Linked DNA regions of Homo sapiens: region 1 is linked to region 2. A link is an interaction called in ENCODE POLR2A ChIA-PET data of the cell type or tissue named here. Cell type or tissue: GM12878. All regions are shown on one strand. Links, peaks and the distances in the headings refer to the core of each region. The heading gives the core; the rest is flanking DNA.

What was found. Peaks named below come from ENCODE experiments on the same cell type or tissue, not always from the same donor. Only the 100,000 strongest peaks of a DNase experiment are listed, where the experiment ranks them.
Region 1: POLR2A ChIA-PET joins it to region 2 with 7 read pairs; 2 of 35 experiments call an interaction of 5 or more read pairs at or near these places.

What each region holds. Positions count from the first base shown.
Region 1 is chr3:102,091,499-102,097,945 of GRCh38, reverse strand. No RefSeq gene overlaps it. Among named protein-coding and RNA genes, the nearest start is that of RDUR, 150 kb to the right of the region's middle. In GM12878, for the core only: no CTCF peak of the experiment used is centred there; a DNase peak (open chromatin) is centred at 5,150.
Region 2 is chr3:102,035,415-102,041,861 of GRCh38, reverse strand. No RefSeq gene overlaps it. Among named protein-coding and RNA genes, the nearest start is that of RDUR, 98 kb to the right of the region's middle. In GM12878, for the core only: no CTCF peak of the experiment used is centred there; a DNase peak (open chromatin) is centred at 3,141; H3K27ac peaks cover 1,750 bases.

The DNA of each region.
Region 1 (6,447 bases), core at 1,357-5,356, 56 kb before region 2:
ACTTTTAAAAAGATAAAACCAAACCTCATGATCTTGCTAAAGTTGGGGCCTATAGAAAATTTCTTTTCCAAAGTTTAATGAGCTCCACTAATCAGGAATGAATATCTTCTTCACTGGAAAAGCATAAACGTGGAGAAAATCCCCTGTGTCAATCAAGATTCAGCCAGAGAATGGAAATCATACTATTTCAACCAGGAACAAATTCAATTGGAATTTTATAAGCACACAATTGTTGCTTATAAACAAAATTTTTTGGATTTTTATAAGCACACAGTTCCTTACATTGAATTTGTAAGGAGCAAAATGTAAGCTCCTCCTTACATCGACTGGAGGAGCAAAAGCCAGGAAGAAGCCACATGTTTCAGGTCTGTGGCCTCAAAGAGAAAGAAAACTGCTGCCACCCAAAATCGGGACCATGCAAGTAGCTACTACCAACTTCTCAGCTTCCTGCAGTTCCAAAATGGGTGAAATGGCAACCATTCACATCTGGAAAGCCTACTCAATTGCCCACCACCATTTCCAACTTGTTTAGTGTTGCTGTAAAGGAATACCTGAGGGTGGGTAATTTATAAAGAAAAGGGGTTTATTTGGCTCATGTTTCTGATGACTGGAATGTTCAACACTGAGCAGCTGCATATGGTGAGGACTTCAGCCTGTTTCCACTCATGGTGAAAGGCAAAGGGGAGCCAGGGTATGCAGAGATCACAAGGTGAGAGAGGAAGCATGAGAGAAAGGGAGGTAAATGCCAAGCCATTTTTAACATCTACCTCTCCCTCCCCCTCACCCCAGCCCAGGGAAGGCATTCATCTATTTATGAGAGATCTGCCCCCAAGACCCAAACCTCACCCATTAAGGCCCCACCTCCAACACTAGATCAAATTGCAACATGTATTTTGGAGGGGACAAGCATCCAAACCACAGCACCAGGGGACGAAAAAGAAAAGGTATTCCTCTCTTCTACTTTCCAAACCCATGTGAGAGCATCTCATAGGGATAGCCCTGCCAATTTGAAACTTTGCTAAGCAAGTGAGCCCAAGAAACATAATTTCCAAGCTTCCAGCTACAGCAATACAATGGGGAGCTTAAAGGGGTATAAAGGTGCGAGTGTCAGTAAATAATTCTGATGCCAGAATTACCCCAGTAAGTAAGCAAACTTCCAAACCCCATCTTCATCACAAGAGAACCCAGGAAAATGCCTCTTTGGTCACTGAGACAATACAAAGATAACAAATTGCCTTTTAAGTACATGTAAGTCATCACCCCAGATCTTTTGTGACCCCAGAAGATGAACTAATCTCTACCAACAAATTACAGAGAAACTAGCCAGAGCCAATATTACATAGTCCCCACCACTAAGACCCATGATGAAGAGAACTTCATGTAAACGCTAATGGAATATTTCCTTTAATAATAAAAGTTACCCTTATAGTAGCATCAAAAAAGAGGATTTCCTCCTTGTAAGGCTCAATTCATTCCCTCCAAATTCTCAAGCAATATTTAGCTGTGTTTTTTGCACAGATGATCAAATAATAATGACAAATGACTTCATAACATTTCCAACATAACACTTTAGAGAAATATCACACTGCATTTCAGCTTGAAGAATACTTGTTTATCCCTCTCTGGTTTTACATTATGAACCTGTTTATATTCTTTCAGTTTCGGTTGAAAGTGACCTTTTAGATGGGGATTTTCCATACATGATTCCTTTTTCCGGAAGAAGAGCCAAAGTTTTTTCATTTACACCAAGTTATGAAAGGTTTCCTTTCCTCTAAAAACAAATTTTCAAAATAATTTTAAATACCTTATTTTCAAATCTTTCTTATCTCTACTATCCTAACAAGAAAAAAGAAGCATAAAATAAAGCTCTGTCAGCTGCAAAGTGCCATCTTTTAATATCTTAATAATTGTATCCTTCATCTGACTCTTTTAAGAACCTTTGAAAGGATGTAACAATAAATACGTCCTTTGGATCTGAGAGTACATTTTCTCCCTAATGGAATAATGAATCTGCCTCCATGCCACACTAATGACAACAAATGTATTTTACCAGGGAACATGTTATACATATGAAATCTCACATAGAATCCCAAAGTGGGCATCATTTACAGGGAAGAGTTGTTATAGAGTTGAGGCAGGAGTGGGACATTTACAGCCTGACTCTCACAAGAGTTCTCAGGAGCATAATTTAGAATCATTTAAACCACACAGTTCACACTCTTCCCTATCATCTTTGACATCTGGGTTTAGGATTACAAATGGATGATTTGCCCTTTAAGCTGCCTGCAGCCATTATAGCTAATGGCAGAAGACCTTTCCAGAGAGTCATTTCAGGAGCAAAGTGCAGCCTGGGCTCCCCTGGGATAACAGACCATTAGACTGAGCAGACAACAATTCTGCGCTTCTTCTGGTCACACACCTGAGGATTCTAGTCCAGGGCTAGTCAGACCTAGTTGTTTGTGCATTTCTCTGGCCAACAGGTGAGAAAGAGCAGCAATGGCCTGAAGGCTACCTAATGCTTCTGGCTTGGTCAGCTCACCCTGATCCAGGGCATGGCAGGACTGGCCTTGGCTGTCAGCTAAGCTTACTGACCATTGACAGTCAAGGCCCTGAGGAAATCTGGCTCACTATAAATTCAGTGACAGATTTTGTCCTTTAATTATTGCATATAAGCTATTACTTTGTATAGTATATTTCTTAGTACGTGCTCACCACATAAAGGAGTGATCTAGAGCCATACTGTTCTGTCACTTACAAGCTCTGTGATCTTGTGTAACTTAATTAACTTTTCTAAGACTATTTCTTCACTGGCAATCTCAGGATGATAACAATAATACATACTTCATACATTTATTGAAGGGTTTAAGTGAAATAATGTGTAAAATGCTTAGCACAGAGGCTCATGTCGTAAGCAGTGGCTAAATAATAGCTATTTGTATTTTTATCAATAAAAGTTGTGTTTTTTTATCATTTCTATTATTTATTTATTTATTAAAAAGCTATTGGATTTGTGTGTGTGTATGTGTATGTACACACACAGCCAGATATGAAAAATACTGCATAAGTCATTTCTCTCATAGGAAAACTAAAGTTAAGAGAAATTAAATGATCAATTGGAGTTGTCTTTTACTAATATACCCTGTCAGTTTTGATAAATATACAATTTGCTGGACTCCATGAAAGATTTAGTGCATATGTCTGATTATTTTAACAACCCATGTTTTATGGTCAGCATTATTTGTTACCAGAAGTCAGTGCTGGGTTAATCAGGGATTAACCTGTATGTGCTAGCAATTGGATATGACACATGAAGATCTAGACTCTCCTAAAGTAAATAAAGAAGTAATTACAACTGTAAAGTAACTTTTCTCATCTTTATACCTGTAAAACAAGGTCCCTACTCATTCTATGATTTCCTTCAACCTCCAGGCCTAGAGCTTCTTTCAGTGGTAACAGTGTTAAATCTTTGTTATTTTGGGTCTTAGAAATGGCTGTGAAATTTTTAAATGAACAAAGTGAAAATAATTCAGGGAGATTATTTTCAGCTGATAACTGTCTACCCACCTATTTCACAAGAGGTTAGCCATGTCAAATTCTTAAGAAGATAAATACTGTACCCTCCTCTTTTTACATGGAACCTTTCCCCTGTGATTATCAAAGAAATTGATAACATTTCCCAGAAGCAAACATTCTTTCTTTCTTGTATATCTGGGCCCAGGAGCTAAAGGATATACCCAAGATCATACAAATCAAATTGCAGGGCCAGAAATAGGAGCCCTCTTTGGATTCCACCCCATGGTTCTCCTTATCACATACCTGAACTAGTTCTTCACAGAGTGAAATGGGGTGGAATTGGGGGTATGCTGAGTTATCACTGAACAGTCTTCAATCTCTTCAAATCCTAGTTGGGGAGACATGGAGGCATAAAATTAGAATTGGCCTGACATAATTAAAACGAAATATTATTGGACACTTGACATTTTAATATTCTAATTTAAATATTTGTTAAAGTGCCACCATAGGAGTAAGTATATAACTTCTTAAGATGACAGCTTTGAAAGATAGCCCTCATAGGATATGGTATGTACACACACACACAGACACACATACAGACGGGGTGGGGGGTATATTCTGGCATGTTCATTCATTCAACAAAGATATTTTGAGCTCTAGTGTATGCCAGGCTCTGAGCTAGGCACTGGGGCTATTACAGTGAGCAAAACAATAACGTTCCCAAACATCATAGACTTTACATTCTAGGGAAGGAAACATGCAAACAAACAAGTAGAAGCATAAACTATATTCTCCCCAATGTAATATATAGAAAAGAAATCAGGGGTGTTCCAATACTATGCAGCTGTGTGAGGATCAGAGTGCTTGTGCCTGGGGAGGGCTCTGGGCTTCATGTAGGGACAGGACAGACCAGGCCAAAGGGAAAGCTCATGGTGAAATTCATCCTACTGGCTTCAAGGCAGAAGGCGATGTTAAGGCTGTGAGTATTGAGGAAAAAGGAGAGATGAGGGTTATGCCAGAAATATTCACAGTTCTAGAATACCCTATGCACTCCTGAAAGTGGTGTTGTGAATGCCAGGAAAGGACTTTCTTATCTGGTGTGTGAAGAGCTCTGAGACTTCCTCTTGACTCTCAGTGAATCAGCCACATGTATTTTTTCTATAACTCATAGAGTTGTACAGCTCAGCAAACTTGCAAACACATCAAGGTTTTTGGTTTTTGGTTGGAAGTTGTTGAGTGTTTTTGCCCATACACATTTTTTCTTCTGTATCCTGCCATCAGCACCTAAACACTTGATCTACAAGTAATACTAGTAGAGTCTAATGCAATAAAAGAGTCGGGGAGGGAAGGAAATTAAGAATGGAGGGAAGGTGAGAGAGAGATGTAGAGAGAGTTGTCAATCTGTGTAACTAAGTCAATGCAAATGATTGATGTAATGAATTATCTGCATCAACTTTAAACCTATTGTCTACCACATCCAACCACCACATTGCTTTGGCTACAGAGATCAGTTTAAAGAGCAGATGATTAAAAGAATTAACCACACTTTAGAGGTGAAGAAAGTTGATTTTAGGGAGTTGGTGTGGTTTATATATTACATTGAAGGAAACGAGGAAATCCACAGTAAGTCAACCTGAAACGGATTGAGTCATCAGAACTATGGTTTGCCACGGTGATTACAGTATTCCTAAGGTATCTGAAAACACTGAGGTCTATGATTTTTAAGCCACTTCATCATCATCCACTTAGAAAAGTGATGATATCAATCTGCATTGATGCAACTATTTAAGTGGGCAAGCTTAGTCAATATGGAAAAAAAACATAACGTGTGACATATAACTGAACAAAACCAAACAATAACCAAATTTTAGAAAAAAATTTAAATCCCTGGAAAAAAACAAAATAGGCTATCAGTTAATGTCATATTCCATACCTGAAGTTCCAGGGACGTAGAGGTGTCTCGAGAAACTGTTTATCTATAAACTTGAAACCTTTAAGATTGAACATAATCCCAAATTCATAACATCCTTGGTCAGGAAGTCTCCAGGGAAACACTTTCATTCAGAATCTGTCCTGGAAACTTTATACTCACTGTACCTTATGAAGTTTGAACCAAGTCTCAAGTCAATATGAAGTCAGAAAAGACAGCAGATCTAAGCTTCCTAACTGGTCCCCAAAATTGCCTCATGTTCTTTAAGTTCCACAGTTTAACTAAATGGTGATGGGATCTTCCTAGGTTTATGACTGAAATAAAAGTATTGTTGGAAAAGGCTGTGTGCTTAAAATCTCTGTTGGCTTCTGCAAATCCAAAGCCCACCCTGCACCCTGCTCTGAGCTGCGGAGACTTCCCCACTTGGCTGTATCCACAGGCTTCATCATCCTCTGTCCTCTGGCTTCAGATGAGCTCAGCCAATGAGGAACCTGGGTACAAGCTAGAGGGACATAGGCCTGCAGACGTAACTCCTCTGCTCTGGCCTTTACTGACTCTAGACTACTGCACTGCACAATCTCTTTTGGTTTTTCTCCCCCCTGCCCACAACTTTGTTAGTACTCCCTTTATTAATTTATCTTCAAATTATCCTGTTTAACAGTGTCATCTGTTCCCTACTCCTGACTCTTGGTACACTGTTTTTTTCCAAGAACAATTTGGACACTTAGACCTGTTCATTATATAGACCACTCCCTTTAGAAAAAGAAGGGATTCATATGAATTGTTTACATGCTCAAACATACCTGGCTTGGTCTAACAAGTTTAAATATGAGTTTAGAAGAATTTGGTCAACACTTGAAATTCTGTGCTTTTTCAGAGTCTAATGATTTGAGGGGAAAAAAAAAACTTTTTAACATTAAGTCTAATCTAAGCACATGGTTTAGTAGTACTTCCACGTGGAGGAAGCATTACTTAGTTGGCACCGGAGTATGTGTTCTTAAAAT
Region 2 (6,447 bases), core at 1,223-5,222:
TCAGCATTTGCTTGTCTGTAAAGGATTTTATTTCTCCTTCACTTATGAAGCTTAGTTTGGCTGGATATGAAATTCTGGCTTCAAAATTCTTTCCTTTAAGAATGTTGAATATTGGCCCCCACTCTCTTCTGGCTTGTAGAGTTTCTGCTAAGAGATCAGCTGTTAGTCTGATGGGCTTCCCTTTGTGGGTAACCTGACCTTTCTCTCTGGCTGCACTTAACATTTTTTCCTTCATTTCAACCTTGGTGAATCTGACAATTATGTGTCTTGGAGTTGCTCTTCTCAAGGAGTATCTTTGTGGCATTCTCTGTATTTCCTAAATTTGAATGTTGGCCTGCCTTGCTAGATTGGGGAAGTTCTCCTGGATAATATCCTGCAGACTGTTTTCCAACTTTGTTCCATTCTCCCTGTCACTTTCACGTACACCAATCTGACGTAGATTTGCTCTTTTCACATAGTCCCATATTTCTTGGAGGCTTTGTTGATTTCTTTTTATTCTTTTTTCTCTAAACTTCTCTTCTTGCTTCATTTCATTCATTTCATCTTCCATCACTGATATCCTTTCTTCCAGTTGATCGAATCGGCTACTGAGGCTTGTGCATTCATCATGTATTTCTCGTGCCATGGTTTTCAGCTCCATCAGGACCTTTAAGGAATTATCTGCATTGGTTATTCTAGTTAGCCATTCGTCTAATTTTTTTTCAAGGTTTTTAACTTCTTTGCAATGAGTTCGAACTTCCTCCTTTAGCTCAGAGTAGTTTGATCATCTAAAGCCTTCTTCTCTCAACTCGTCAAAGTCACTCTCCATCCAGCTTTGTTCCATTGCTGGTGAGGAGCTGCGTTCCTTTGGAGGAGGAGAGGTGCTCTGATTTTTACAATTTTCAGTTTTTCTGCTCTGTTTTTTCCCCATCTTTGTGGTTTTATCTACCTTTGGTCTTTGATGATGGTGATGTACAGATGGGGTTTTGGTGTGGATGTCCTCTCTGTTGGTTAGTTTTCCTTCTAACAGTCAGAAACCTCAGTTGCAGGTCCATTGGAGTTTGCTAGAGGTCCACTCCAGACCCTGTTTGCCTGGGTATCAGCAGTGGAGGCTGCAGATCAGTGAATATTGGTGAACAGCAAATGTTGCTGGCTGATCGTTCCTCTGGAAGTTTTGTCTCAGAGAGGTACCCAGCCATGTGAGGTGTCAGTCTGCCCCTACTGGGGAGTGCCTCCCAGTTAGGCTACTCAGGAGTCAGGGACCCACTTGAGGAGGCAGTCTGTCCATTCTCAGATCTCAAGCTGCATGCTGGGAGAACCACTACTGTCTTCCAAGCTGTCAGACAGGGACATTTAAGTCTGCAGAGGTTTCTGCTGCCTTTTGTTTGGCTATGCCCTGCCCCCAGAGGTGGAGTCTGCAGAGGCAAGCAGGCCTCCTTGAGCTGCGGTGGGCTCCACCCAGTTCAAGCTTCCTGGCCACTTTGTTTACCTGCTCAAGCCTCAGCAATGGCGTGTTCCCCTCCCCCAGCCTCACTGCCGCCTTGTAGTTTGATCTCAGACTGCTGTGCTAGCAACAAGCGAGGCTTCGTGGCCATAGGACCCTCCAAGCTAGGTGCGGGATATAATCTCCTGGTGTGCCATTTGCTAAGACCATCGGAAAAGTGCAGTATATGGGTGGGAGTGACCTGATTTTCCAGGTGCCGTCTGTCACCCCTTTTCTTGGCTAGGAAAGGGAATTCCCTGACCCCTTGTGCTTCCCGGGTGAGGCAATGCCTCACACTGCTTCGGCTCACACTTGGTGCACTGCACCCACTGTCCTGCACCCACTGTCTGACAATCCCCAGTGAGATGAACCTGGTACCTCAGTTGGAAATGCAGAAATCATCTGTCTTCTGCATTGCTCGTGCTGGGAGCTGTAGACTGGAACTGTTCCTACTTGGCCATCTTGGAACCGCCCCCTCTTCCACTTATTATTCACTGGCCAGAACTAGGCATGTGGCCCCAACTGAAAGGCAAAAGAGGCTAGAAAATAAATGGAAACACATACAATGTTTGGTGAGCACTAGCTCTTTATGTCACAAGTGAATAGACTACATACTATAATAATTTTAATTTTTAAAAAATGGTTATCTCAGGATAACTTTATGGAATGTTGAAAATACAAGTTTACCTAACATCTGTTGTTCAGTTGTACATATAATCTACATTGTGTTTATACTGTGATTCCTCTGTGCCAGACTGAAAACATGAAGTAGACAATAGTAAAATAATTTCAACAAATGTCAACTGAACAAAATTTGAGATTACCTGGTAAATTGAGTATTAGTTTGGATATCCCTCTCCCGAAGATGTATTATAATGGCAATTGCTTTCTTTGCCAAGGAGTAATATTTATCTGTAAGGCTTTTTCCAATTAAGAAAATATTCAATGATGATAAAGTAGAAATATGATTTTTTTTCCTTCACTCTTCCAGATAGAAAGCAAATTCTGCCTGGTGTGGTGGCTCAAGACTATAATCTCAGCACTTTGAGAGGCCAAGGCAGACAGATCACTTGAAGTCAAGAGTTCAGGACCAATCTAGCCAACATGGTGAAACCCCCATCTCTATTAAAAATACAAAAATTAGCCAGGCATGGTGGCATGCACCTGTAGTCCCAGCTACTTGAGAGGCTGAGGTGGGAGAATCACTTGAACCTGGCAGGCAGAGGTTGCAGTGAGCTGAGATCACACCACTGCACTCCAGCCTAGGCAAAGAAGCAAGACTCCAAGAAAGAAAGAAAAGACAGGGAGGAAGGGAGGAAGGAAGGAAGGAAGGAAGGAAGGAAAGAAGGAAAGAAGGAAGGAAGGAAGGAAATTCTATCTTGGGCAGGAGTTGTAGATACATCATTATCCTGACAATCAGAACCATGATTTGGAAAGATTAATCTGATGGAAATATGCAAATAGGTTAAAAACTATTGTCAAAGAAAGCAGTTAAGCAGCTCATACCAAAGTTCAGCTGTGAAGTAAATGATGACTGTGTGCCGTTTCACACAAGAAGTACTTCATGAATAGGAACCTTCTTTCAGACTGAAACCAGAAACAATCTTAGTTGCTAAACTTCATTAGGAGAGAAGTTACCATGCATAAATGATATGTCTTATGACCACCGGATCTTCCAGATTCCCCTTCCAGTATGTTGGTGCCTTCAAGTGAGAGAGATAAAGTTCTCTCAGCTTCTTCTCTTGTGGCTGAGTTTGCCACAACCAGCAGCCCTGACACACACTATTGGTAAACAAAGCAGAAGTAATGTCACAAGGCATGGGCTTGCCGAGAAGGGTGCCCAAAATAGCAAACCTCATAGCTTAATTTAGAAGAATCTTTACAATGTCAAGCTTACAAAGGTTAAAAAAAAAAAAAAAAAAAGAAACAAAGAAAGAAAAAAGAAATGTGGGGCTAAGCATGGTGGTTCATGCCTGTAATCCCAACACTTTGGGAGGCTGAGGGCTGAGGTGAGGATATCTTGGGGCCAAGAGTTTAAGACCAGTCTGGGCACCATAGTGAGACACTCTCTCTAGAAAAAAAAAAAACTTAAAAATTAGCCCAGTGTGCTAGTTTGGGCCTGTAGTCCTAGCTACTCTGGAGGCCGATGAAGAAATCTCATGAGCCTAGGAGTTCAAGGCTGCAGTGAGCTATGGTCATACCACTGCACTCCAGTCTGGGCCACAGAGCAGGACCTTGTCCAAAAAAAAAGGGAATGTGGTAGCATTTTCAACAAGTATAAACTATGTGGTCTTGTCTATTCACAGATCATTTAAAGATGAAAGCTTTAATTGGGGGGAAAGCCATATCAGCCAATGGCACTGTGAATTTTTGGCAGAGGCATCATCAATTCTAATAACTTTTATCAAAACCAATGGTTTTAAGCATTCAAGCTTTTATTTACCCCTCTGTGGTCTGAAATAACCATTGGCGTTTGGAGCTGTTTTTGTTTATTTAATTTGGTTTTGTTTTAATTGGTCTTGAAGTCAACATACTCAGGATTTGCAATGTAGAAATGAGTTCTATGAAGGCAGCAGATTCTTGATTTCTTTCGGTCTATAAGTCTTCCCCATTAAAAGCCTATACTCTGGCCAATAAGAACTAGAAGTAGAAAATAAAGTTAAAAGCAAGCTCAACATAGTGAGGTTCTAACTCCATATGTTGCGTTTATGGAGGCTTGTTTCTCTAACTCTTTCCTGGTCCTCAGACACCATGGGAGAATAAAAGTAAGCCACTGGTACCTTCTTCTGCCGTAAACTTTTCTCCAACATAAACACATATTTATGTTGACATGAACATAAACACACAGTCACACACACTCATTGCTTTGGAAATGGTAATTCCCATTAGAAACATGCAAGTTTAAATTTAATGTTCTTTGTACTTAGTGGTAATTCACTTATACTTATTTTCTTTGAGAGAGTGAGACAGGAAAGAATCTCAAGAATCTTTAAAGAAATGCAGAGAAGGCTAGCTGTGCCAGGTAACTGACGAAAAGCAAATTAAGGTCTCCGTTTTCAAAAGAAGAATGAAGTTAGATTTCACAAACTCAAATAATGAAAATATTATCAAAGGCAGGCTGAGCACAATGTCTCATGCCTGTAATCCCACCACTTTGAGAGGCCATGGTGGGCAGATCAGTTGAGTCCAGGAGTTCAAGACCAGCCTGAACAACACAGTGAGACCTTGTGTCTAGAAAAAAAGAAAAAGAAATAAAATATTATCCACGACATTAATAAACAGATAGCTTGTGAACTTAAGAAGGGGAAATGATAGGTCACTAGAAGACATCGTGGATGCACTAAGAACACATTATATGAGGCTGAGTTCATTTCCATTTTTGAGAATTCAACTAAGTATAAGAGCAGAACTCCATAACTATTGTGTATTTAGAGTTTATAATACATTTCATCTTTCATAATCTCCATGAATACCAGTGAAGAAGTAGAGGCTAAATGCTAGTGGCGTTCAGTGGTTTAACGTAGAGTTGAATGACTAAACTCCCCAGGCTCAGAATCTGTGCCCACCTGAGTTAGTTGCCCAGTGGCTTGACACAGGGCTCATTCTTATCTCTTTGCTACTTAACCCATTTATCAAGAACTTCCATAGCTTCCATAGGGACCTAGATATCATGGATATCAAATGTGATAACCTAAAATTATAAGACTTGTTGATAATTAGCTCCAAAAATATCTCAGCAAGATGAAGTAATGGTCTTGATTTTCAGTTCACTAACCACGTTTCAGGTACAGTTTACTGAGATGGAAATAAGTGTGCTTCCTTATCTGGTACAATAAAACAGAGCTCTATTTTAAAATAAATGCTTAATTATTATACAGAACACATATTTCAAAGGTGATTTCTGGCTAGCAATTTAAAAGAAAAAAAGAATATTAAAATGCAATACTTGGTAACTTTTTCATTAATACTTAACTTATAGTGTCAACACCAAATCTTAATAACTTCTCAAATTCAACACATTTAAGTCCTTTCTTTGGAATTATGACCAAATCAAGGATCTAGAGATTCAGGCTCTCTTAGCATCTTTTTGATACTTGCTCTTCTCATCAATTTCTAGTTTCCCTTCTCTAGTTAACTGAAGGATAGGGTTTAACTTCCCTTTTTCCCCCACTCTTTCTTCTACAGTCACAGAAGCACAACTCCCCACATCCGTGCACTAGGTACAGCTTAGTGACCAACACCTTCGGTACTGCTAAGGATCCCTACAGAAGTTCTGCCTCTACTGTCAACTAGCAGAGCTATGAGGCCTTGGCCCAGACCCATCACCTCTCTGGGATTCAATGCCCTCATCTCTAGAACTATGTGGCCTCCAGAGTCTGTTTGCTCTCAGAATCTTTGACGTCATGATTCCTTACCATAACAAGTATCATTTATAAATGAAGGTAAAAATGGTCAACTTTAAAATTAATAATAATAATAGTATGAGAAAATAAATTCAGTAAAACTAGGCCTCTTAGACAGACAATCAAAATGCAACAGAAATCCCTGAAAGATTCAATTGCTTCAGTTTCTTAGAACCCAGTGAGTAAATAGATCATCTTGTAGGGGGTCTTTAATGAATCACTTTTCCTCTCTCAAGTCAATGTTTGATTGGTGTGTGTGTCTGTGTGCACTGTCCCTCTAGTTAGAGTTCCTCTAGAAACAAGAATAGATTCTTTTCCATCTCAATGTCTATCACATAATAATCCATCACAAACACTTGAAGACTGATAACTGGCTTAAATCTTTTATTGACAAAATTATATAAATCCTATTTGTCTGCACTGTAAAAAATATATATGAAATGCATTAATCAGTTAGAATTTTATTTGCTATATGGAGGGATAGTGTTCATTGTTTACTATTTCATTGGAAAAGCTATCAAATAACTTTATCTTTTTATAGCACCTATGCCAAATCACATGTACCTGTGAATTCCACAGTTT